2 separate regions of the Homo sapiens genome follow, and region 2 is linked to region 1. A link is a contact called in ENCODE Hi-C or POLR2A ChIA-PET data. All regions are on one chromosome and are shown on one strand. The core of a region is the stretch at or near the end of the contact, and the rest is flanking DNA. Distances in the headings are between cores, read along the strand shown.

Evidence for each region. Hi-C counts contacts between places; a loop is a spot of excess contacts on that map. ChIA-PET counts read pairs that join two places held with the same protein, here RNA polymerase II (POLR2A). Pooled maps may share reads with other maps.
Region 2: a map of mammary epithelial cell shows a loop between it and region 1 (2.5-fold over the local background). The contact joins two enhancer-like sites. A Hi-C loop is called at or near these places in 7 of 168 maps with a recorded cell type or tissue (HepG2, K562, KBM-7 and 4 more) and 2 of 50 pooled maps. POLR2A ChIA-PET finds 5 or more read pairs at or near these places in 3 of 52 experiments (H1, MCF 10A and endothelial cell of umbilical vein).

What each region holds. Positions count from the first base shown.
Region 1 is chrX:15,508,400-15,513,703 of GRCh38, forward strand. It overlaps BMX (BMX non-receptor tyrosine kinase), which reads left to right. Exons shown (of 19, transcript NM_203281.3): 2 at 1-92; 3 at 930-1,034; 4 at 3,038-3,119. Among named protein-coding and RNA genes, the nearest start is that of BMX, 10 kb to the left of the region's middle. Within about 2 kb of position 3,317, at least 2 of the 41 ENCODE cell types and tissues checked have a DNase peak (open chromatin) inside an H3K27ac peak, as active enhancers do; they include endothelial cell of umbilical vein and mammary epithelial cell, where a contact is called at or near this core.
Region 2 is chrX:15,564,086-15,569,223 of GRCh38, forward strand. It overlaps ACE2 (angiotensin converting enzyme 2), which reads right to left. Exons shown (of 18, transcript NM_001371415.1): 15 at 3,641-3,741; 16 at 2,168-2,284; 17 at 1-133. Among named protein-coding and RNA genes, the nearest start is that of ACE2, 34 kb to the right of the region's middle. Within about 2 kb of position 1,251, at least 2 of the 41 ENCODE cell types and tissues checked have a DNase peak (open chromatin) inside an H3K27ac peak, as active enhancers do; they include endothelial cell of umbilical vein and mammary epithelial cell, where a contact is called at or near this core.

The sequences.
Region 1 (5,304 bases), core at 2,067-4,566:
AGCAAAAGAAGAAAATGTCACCAAATAATTACAAAGAACGGCTTTTTGTTTTGACCAAAACAAACCTTTCCTACTATGAATATGACAAAATGGTGAGACATCATGTGTTCCATTATTTTTATACTATTTATTATTTTTCCTAAGTCTCCACAAAGTACTTGATCATAATGAAAGAATATCAGGTTTCTTAACTTACACTGTGAAGATCCTCTTCTATCCACTTATCACATGACCTTTTCTTAATGAAAGTATAATGAATTCAAGATAAAGGATTTTAAAACATTAGTTAACTTTACTAAGGCAAATTATAACTTTAGAACAGTGGTTCTCAACTGAGGGCATTTTTGCTCCCCAGGTGACATTGGGAAAAGACTGGAGATATTTTGGGTTGTTCCAACTGGGGGATAGGAACAGTAAGTGTTAAAGACATCTAGTGAGTAGAGGCCAAGAATGCAGCTAACCATCCTGCAGTGCACAGGACAGTCCTCACAACAAAGAATTACCCAGCCTTAAATGGCAATAGTGCCTTAAAACAATGCTAGAAATAAGACTATTCCTGTACAGTTGAGAATTCTACTATAGTAAAAACACTGAAATACTGTCATAAGACTGAGCCAAAATGAAGATGCTTTGCAGAAGTTAAATCTTGATTTTCCTGAGTATATTAACCACATGGTAGGTGATTTGAAACACATTTCAAGATAATCAAACAAGATTATTAACCACTGGAATATATGTGTTTGTGTCCAGACTCAAGGAATAGATTATGTTGTCATTGGATTTTGACTATTACGGGGTAATAGGAAGTGACTCTCCATTGCCCACCCCCCACCCCAATCTCCCTCTCAGGCATAACTTGGGCTTTATGCCTTTCCTTGTGCACCATGATGTATTGCAGGAAGTATCTTACATTTTGTTTTTTAATTCAGAAAAGGGGCAGCAGAAAAGGATCCATTGAAATTAAGAAAATCAGATGTGTGGAGAAAGTAAATCTCGAGGAGCAGACGCCTGTAGAGAGACAGTACCCATTTCAGGTAAAGGGAAGAACGACATTGCATTGGGTGGATAGTTCTTCCTTCAATTTTTCTATCGTGAACTCAATATATCTAGGAAAAATAATGATATTTCAAAATAATCTAAACAAGGCTTGGAATATTCCCACATGGGAGTTGGGCATTTTGCTAAAATTCTGTCCACCAATCTGCCTTCCCTGGAGGGAAGGGAAGGGAAGCAAGACAGGAGCGTAAGTCGCAGTGACCTGACCTGCCTCAGGTCTGATCATCTCTTTTAACAAACATTGCTGAGTATCTCCGATGTGGTACACAGTAGTAGGCATACTATGGGGAACAAAACACTGCCCCTACCCCAAGGCATTTACAGGGAAGTGGCAAAATAGACTAATACACAGACCATTACAAAGCAGTGAGGGTGAGAGTTAAGGTGGAGGTCAGCAGAATGCATCCATGGAGTCCCAGGATGTGGAAGTTTCATTCCTCACTCCAAGAGGCTAGAGAGATATTCTATTGGAGGTGACACTCAAGTTGAGAAGGACAAGTAAAATTTAACCCAGCAAATATGAGAAGGACAGTGGTACAAAGGAAGCAGCAGGTGTCAAGGCACTGATGAGTGAAACAGTATGACACATTTAGAGAGCACTAAGTAGTCCCTATGAATAAAGAAGCCCATGTGACAGTGAAAGAGATAGCCTGGAGAGGTGACCATGCTAAGGAGTTTTCATTTTACCCTGAAGTATTTTAAACAATGGTATGGTATGTAGTGTATGCTGGTAGTACCTTTTGGAAGTGGCCTAATCTAAGTCATGCCCTACTTTTCTTATAGCATAAAATCTTACATTTCTGATCCAAAGGTAGATGGATTGTCTTTCAGATGGCCTGACTACCCAGTGCTAGTATTAGGAACCTGTGGCCAAAAATGAAATACAATAATCCAGTTGATTAACAACCCATACTTCCCATTTGGAAAAAATATTACCAGGCCAGGCACAGTGGTTCATGACTGTAATCCCAGCACTTTGGGAGGCCAAGGAGGGAGGATCACTTAAGGCTGGGAGTTCAAGACTAGCCTGGGCAACATAGCGAGACCTCATCTCTACATAAACATTGTTTTCATTAAAAAAATTACCCAATTGGGGGAAACCAGGGGAGGGCATGCTCATGGAAGATGCTGCAAACTCACCTCATAGAGGCATAGTGCTCAAAAGATCACAGGCTTTGGAGCCCCCAGAGAGTTCCTAGTTCCACCACTTATACTTGTGCAACTGTAAACACATACTCAACTTCTATTTCTCACAGAGTTGAAATAAGATTAAAATACTGAAGTAGCTAGGAAAGAGCCCAGCAACTAGTAAGTGTTTAACAAATGCTGTGTATATTTACCAACAAGAGTTGAATAAACTAGAGAAGGATCTGGAGAAGATATTGTAATCTTCAAACGTTTAAACATTTGTCTTAAGAAACAGAAAAGTATATATTCTGGAGATTCCTGGGGTGCCACATGATGAAATAGATGAAAGTAACAGGGAAACATATTTTTACTCAATGTAAGTATGAACTGTATAATGATCAGAATATATGGATATTGGCAGAGATGACATAGCAGAGTAAAGAACATTCCATCCCTGAAGGTATTTTTAAAGATAGAGCAGTTAAACATTTTCCAGTGGGCTGTAAGGAAATCATGCACTGGGTAGGCAAATGGACCAGAACAATACTAAGACACGTGTAATGTCTAACATATTAATGTCCATAGTCCAGGGTGTCCCTGATGAGAACTCAGTGTTCACCACTACTATGAGGTACATCATCGCTGTAATTTTCCAAAGTATAGGAGTGTCTGGGATAAAACAAATTGATAACTGGAGGATTTTTTAAGAAAATTTTTTTCATCTAATTCCAGAGCTGATGTATACTGTATAAGCAAACTCAAGGTTTCTTTTGGATGACAAAAAATTTGCAGGTGCACCAAAGTGAAGTATGGTGCAATTATATATAAACACACCAAATATTTTCCTTTCCAGATTGTCTATAAAGATGGGCTTCTCTATGTCTATGCATCAAATGAAGAGAGCCGAAGTCAGTGGTTGAAAGCATTACAAAAAGGTAATTCAAAAAAAGAAATGTTGAAAGAGAAAGGTCAAAAAAAGCCATAAAAGAGAGTCGTTTTTTGAGGCTTGGTGGAGGAAAGACATGGCAGTAAAAAGACTCAATGCCAAGAGACAATCTACTGATTTTCCTACCAACCTCAGGGAATGTGTCAGACTCATCCTCATTTTTGCTTTCTCATTGTTACATACAGGAAGCCTGTGGATTGGATTCCCTGGCCCACACAAAGCCAGTATTGTGCCTTCCCAGCAGCTTAGGGGAAGCCAGGCCACCTGCTCTCCACTCAGTATGCTTGCCTTTACCAGGGGAAAGTCTAGGTCATCATGGGGCTATGTCAAGTCCTGTAGCTACCACACTTTTGATGTTTATAGAAAGTTACATCTAATACTTATACTGAGCATTTACCATTTGCCAGCTACTTTATCAAATGCTTGTAAAACATTTTTTTAGGTAACCCTCTTGACAACTCTATTGAAAGGGGTAATATTATTCTCCATTTTTCAGACAAGTAAAGTTTTTAAAACATGGCCACTGTCATAGATACAGTAACGAGGGACTCAGAACTCAATTACCTAAACCTGATTTTTTAACCAATACATTGTAAATGCTAGGCAAAACTGAAGATTTAATGAAGCTTTTATTCAGTGATGTTTAGGCCGCCCTGGTAACAACTTTTGGTAGAAGGGAGAGAATCATTGTTAATGATTTGGCACTATAGTATTTCCCTCTGTGATATTTTCAAGATGGGTAAAGGTGTGAAGACAATATTTAACTCAAATGAATGGCTCCATTTGTGAAATTTCAGGTATTATGCTCCTAGATGGAGGAAGATTTTATTTTATTTTATTTTATTTTACTTAAGTTTTAGGTTATGGTTCTTTCTTAGTACACCTCAAATTACACACAGTTACTCCACTTTGATGCAAATACACCCTTCTCACACATAGGGCTTAATTTTTCCTTTGCATAAAAAGGTTTAGCAACCCATTCTGCGGGTAGCAAGTGGTCCACTGGGGGACAGAAGCTTCCCTCTACCCACCACCAGCTCATTGAAATGAGAAAGACAACCCCTCTAGAGTTAGACACACCTGCAGCAAAGTGCTGCTTTGCTGTGTCACCTAATAAAATCATCTACCATCTCTGGGTTTAAGTTAATCCTGACCTGTCAAATAGGAGATCACATTTCTTTTCTCCTAGAGCAGTCACGAGCCACAGATGAGACACTCATAAATATATTAAAATATCTTATGCACAAACATGAGTCACTGTGGTTACTGTAGGGCTTCTAGGAGGAGCTCTAAGATTCTGCTTCCCATTTAGTCTCCTTTGGTGGAATTTCCTGAGCGGTAGGTGCTATGTCCTATGTACAGCTCTTGGTCATGCCCTGCTAGATCTCATGTGTCTGAGCAGCTCATGTGAAGACATACGAAATGTAAAGGAAGAGCAGAGAAAGAAGCAAAAACACATCTCCTAGCCCCTCATAAAACTGCAGAGAGTCCCCATCACTACAGCTGCCATATGCACAATAAGTGGTTTGTCTCTATGCACAGTAAGTGGTTTGTATCAGTTAGTGATGTTTTGGGCTGCAGGTAAAAAGACATCAAACAGTTGCTGAAACAAATCCACTTTTGTTCTTCTCTCACAGTAACAAATGCAAAGATAGGCAGTCAGTCAAGGGCTAGTGCAGCAACTCAGTGAAGTCAGTAGGGATGCAGGCTCCTCCTAGCTTTCTGCTCTGTTATCCTTAGAAGCTGCAGGAGAGATTCCAAGCCTTCCCAGAAGCCTCCCTGCAAACTTGTGCTTATGTCACATCATCCAGAACTATATCTGATGGCCATTGATGTGTACAAAGGAGGCAAGAAGACAGTATCTTTTTTTTCCAGTCTCTGTGCTGGAAGATAGTGAGAAAGAAGGTGCATGGGATTTGCTGTCAAGTTGGCCAACCAACCTGCTGCAGGAAAACAAAGAGGTTCTCCTGCTCAAATATTCTCCCCTACAAAGTTTCATTGTGCTATAATGGCTCCTCCTGCCTTTTGTGTCTATTATTTGGCTCAAGCATTATAAACTGAGGTAGACATTTAAGATAGAATTTTCCAGATGTTAACCTACACTTGGAAGGTTTGGGCTGATTCAGTGGTAGCATAGGAGTGTGTGTCAATTATCATGGTTCTGAATTCAGCTA
Region 2 (5,138 bases), core at 1-2,500, 54 kb after region 1:
CACAACTCCAAAAACAATCAGCCATATGGAAACAGGGGGCTGGTTAGGAGGTCCAAGTGTTGGCTGTATCCCCAGAAACTCTAGGCTGTTGTCATTCAGACGGAAAGCATCATTGATACGGCTCCGGGACATCCTATTTGCAAAAGCAAAAAACAGCAAAGGGGACACTTAGACAAAATAAAATTGTGTGTAGTTATTTACTGTTTATATCATTGTTCCTGAAAGGATATAATAGAGCTTATCATAAGAATATACACCTAGCCAGGCATGGTGGCGCATGTCTGTAGTCCCAGCTACTTGGGAGGCTGAGGCAGGAGAATCGCTTGAACCCGGGAGGCAGAGGTTGCAGTGAGCCGAGATTGTGCCACTGCCCTCTAGCCTAGGTGACAGAGCAAGACTCTGTTTCAAAAAAAAAAAAAAGGAATATACACCTAAAATCATAAGAGCAAAGTAAATAGGTCTAATTAAAGATATAAGTCTTTGACAATTATGCATCTTTCATGCCTTGCAACCTAGATTAGGTTCATCAACAGCTCCATTGGAAAATTGAGTTGTAAGTGTGGAAATGTATAAATGGTTGGCATTTATTCATTTGTGACTGCTGTGTTTAAGGGCAAAGTTATCATATTTGGCAAGAATTTCCCTTCTGTCAGAGTACATCTACAATGACTTTATATCAAATAATGGAAACGGATAATTGGATACACCTCTTCTATTATACAAATGAATCAGGTCCTATGACCAAGTCTCTATAGTAGTATTTTCCAAATAAAAGGTATTGGCATTTGGAGGTAGCACTGGGGAGGCACATAAGAAAGGGACCTTTGCCAGTTTCTTCAGCACTGGGATGGGAAATGGCTTACTTTTATGGAGGCAAAAGGATAAAGATTGTTTAAAGAAAAAAAAAAACAATGATATGGAGAACATTCTGGATCAAAGACCAAAGTGTCTGGCATCTCATCTTCCTACCCTTGGGTATAGCCCAGGTCAGGAGGTCAGAGTCCACCAGAGAGAGAGAGAGAGATCAACGCAGAATTAGTCAGGTAACCCCTGGCAACCTCAGCCAGAAAAGATCTGAAAAGAGTCATCCTGGAAACAGAGAGTCTGAGGTCCCCTGTAGCTTGCAGCTGAGTATCCAGGAAGGCTGAGCTTTTTCATAAAGATCTCAGCCAGAAGTTTTTCCCAAGACAGACACAAGTCTTCTGGAGGAAGTGAGTGAGTCTCTGGGCACAGTTGGGTCATACACTCCAACCAAGCCAGATTTTCTAGGCACACCCTGCCCAGCAGGTCTTAGATCTGCTTCCGAAGTTAAACAGGACTCTGACGCAGCTCGAGAGGGCCACCTAGTGAGCTGCCCAGAAGCAGTAGGTATATTAAGCCTTTTTATAATGACAGGAAACCATCTGCAAGGTCAATCCATTCTTCGCTCCTGCTGTCTGTTGTGGGAAACAATTGAGGCAAATTGGACAAACTGTTTCTTCTAAACATTCATTGCAAGTCCCTCACCTAGCATAGAGGCCAAGCAATATGTAAGGAATCCTGTACTTGCCTACCTTGTTTCAGGATTTGGGCAGTTAAATGAATCCTACATCAAAGTCCTGAGAGCAAATGATGGCAATACCTGTCCACGTCCCTTCTGCACTTACTATTTTCCATGAGTTCTAGCCAGACTTTCTTCAACCAGCACCTGCTCCCCTTTACCAGAGAGCATTCTCAGACCACAAGATCTGCCCTGCCTGCAGGGCTGAAATGCTGGGGAATTAATGCCACCTGGAAGCAGTTCTCAGCCAATAACTGATGGGAGGTGGTAAATAAATACCCCAGCTTCCTCAGCCCTCTGATGGGACAATTCAGGTGCACATTCTACACAGTCTCTCCACATTTCCCAGCAGGACTGAGCTCTAGTTGCCCATAGTGGTAACTTGCTTGATAACATGTAATCTATAGTTTTTCTTCCCTTTTGTAAGAGCCTACATCTGGCGGAACTCAAATCAAGATTATTCCCCTGCTGTGGGATCCTTCTGGAATTACGTGGAGTTTGTAGCATGAGGTAACACATGTAAATGACTCAGAATAATGCTTGGCACACAGGAAGAACACACAAAATACTGGTTATTGTTGTTGTATTTGGTAACCCCCTCACCCTTAGATGAAAGTAAAATGTCACCTGATGGCCTTTTCAACTTCAGTTCTAGGAATGATATCAGACACATTTTTAGGTGCAGTGACAAAGAAATTAAAGGAGATTCTTGGTTTCAAATTAGCCACTCGCACATCCTCCTCCCTGTAGAGAAACAAAACAAACATCTTCACTTGTGGCACAGAGGACACAATCAAGAGAATGAAGACTTCCCCTGCTGGTGAAAAGGAGATTAGAGAGAGAATCACAGGATAGAGAGACATGGGGGAGGGCAAACAATGAGAGGATGTAATTGTCAAAAAAAACATTAATGCTGCCCAAAGCACATGAAATCAACTACATAAAAATTGTGATATCAAGTTTTGGCACTATTTGTTCTGCCTTTATATAAAACCCACATCTTTTTCAATTATAGAAAATTTCCAAACTGAAAACAGCAGGAGAATCAACAAGGAATAATCGGTGGCCCAGGATTGTGGCAAACAATGTGGTGGGCAGAAATGGCTGAGTACCACACACGGATTTACACCCACAACCTGGTCCTACCCAGCAGAAAACGTCGTGTTGCACCCATGGATGAAGGTAATGAGTGGGGTCTACCATATGATGTGACAGGACTGTGCTCTCACAGCTGTCAAGCGATCCTAGCACAAAATAAGGTAGATCATGTGGCTCATAGCCCTTGAGTGACTACTCATCTAACTCAGAATAAAAGCCAAAGTCCTTAGAATGGCCTTCAAGGCCCACATGACCTTTTGTCTCTCCCTCCTTCCTCTATGCCCTAACATCGTCCTGGCCATGTCTCCACTTGTCTTCTAATCTGCTCCAGCCACACTGGCCTCCTTGCTGTTCCTTTAACAGGCTGAGGATATTCCTTCCTCAGGGTCTGCACCTGCTGTTTCCCCCAGCTGAGACACTTTCCCCATTGTCTGCATTGCTGGCTCTCGCTCTCGCTCTCTCGCTCTCTCGCTCTCTCTCTCCCTCTCTCCTGCTTCATATACTTGTTCAAGTATTAGTGACGTCTTTTCTGACCATTTTGGTTAAAATTGACCTACCCCCTGCCCAACACACACACACACACACCAGCCCTCCCCAGACCCTTTTATATTTTTCTCCTAGCACTTAGTACCTTGTAACTCTATATTTCACTTACATATTACACACATAGACACATACACAACATACATACTAGAATATAGGTCAATGAAGGCAGGAAGTTCTGCCTTTTTTTTCTTTCAGTGCTGAGGGTGTATGAGAGCATTCTGAGAAGAGAGTGACAGCTGTTTAGTAAGAACAATACTCTTGCAATTTACCAGTCAAATAAGGCACGATCAGCCCTCTATGGAGTCACCCAAATTCCACAATACCAAAGAAGTATAAGTTACTAGGAGATTTTTATCAATTTCACTTGAAGAAAAGTTTAGGCAGAGTATCTCCTCAGACTCAAGAGTAAGAGAAATCCTAGTTGGAGTAATTTGAGAACCCAGCAAATCAACTCACCCAAAAAGAATCATCTGATTTTTTACTTTTAAAAAGTACTGCCTCATAGCATATGCAACAGATGATCGGAACAGGTACATTTCATTGTCGTTCCATTCATACTGCAAATTCAGAAGAAAGACACTGCTCAGAGGGACTCGTAAGACACATTTATAATCTGATACTCCTCAAGAATTATTCTTAATATTCCAGAGATTCTTGCTATTCATTAAGTCAGTGACCTTCAATGTAAGTGTGCATCCGTATCACCTGAAGGGTTAGTTACAACACTGAGTGCTGGGTCCACCCCTAGAGCGTCTGATTCAGGAAGCCCGAGATGAAACCCAATAATTTACATCTCTAACAAACTCCCAGGTGGTGGTAATGCTGCTGGTCAGGCAACCATGCTTTAGGAACCATTGGGTTCACGGGTCCTTTTACTTTAGTTTGATGTAAACTGAAATTAACACCTTGAGTGTAGGTTTACCGATGGGAGTCAAACAAAAGTTGTGGGTTTTGTAGCAAAATGTCTGTACCTTGTGGACAAAATCAGTTTTTACTATTTTTATGGTACGTTCTCAGAAATGTACTTATCTATAAGTGTAAAAGAAAAACTTGACATTCAAATGAAAAATAACACTTTGTAAACAGCAAGCTAATCTGTTTGTTCTTGTTTTCCAGTGCTAAACAAATAGCTTATGTTTGCATAGCTTTTAAAGACTTAAAAGAAAGCATTCACTCTTTCCTCCAGTAGCTGGCAGTAGGAATCAATGAATGGCACTAGTTGTATGTTTCTCCTTTCCCTTTAAAAAATTATAATATTTCACAAAAGAATTGTTACATTCACTTCAGCTTGGTTTCACCGAGGTTTAGAGGAGTTCCTTTAATAGTAATAATATTATTAATATTGTTACTAATAACAGTCTGGCTACTATCTCTATAAATATAAAATATAAAAGATTTTAAAGGCTGAGTTCTCAAAATAATGCCATAGATCCATTGGAATTCACCATGAAATAGTTTGAACTGAGCAGATATTCTGACCCTGTTGTGTAGATGCACTAAATATATGATCTCGTTTCATCAAAACAGATTGTTGCTCAGTGAATTGGCCTCAGAACATTACAGAATCAAACCCCCTGAACACTATTTACCAACCCTCACTGCATGGAAAGAGGATGAGTATAAATGTCAAGAAAAAAGATAATTGAAAATATCCTGATCTGCCGAGACTAATTAAAATGTATTAAGCCAAGGAAGAGCTAATAAAAATATGACAGAGAAATAGTCCCACAATCACCCAATGATTATTATGAAATAGGAACTTGAACTCTTAATGATTGGAAAGAAATGCACTTCCATTTTCATTTTTTCTTTCTTGAATGTTCATCTTTTTACTCCTGAGTTATTTATGTTTTGATGTCTTAACTATGAAAATTATACTAAAAGTGTTATTGAATCTTGGACAATGTTTAACTTTTCAGGAAAGGTAAGGGGGTAGAAACACAATCTTTGGATC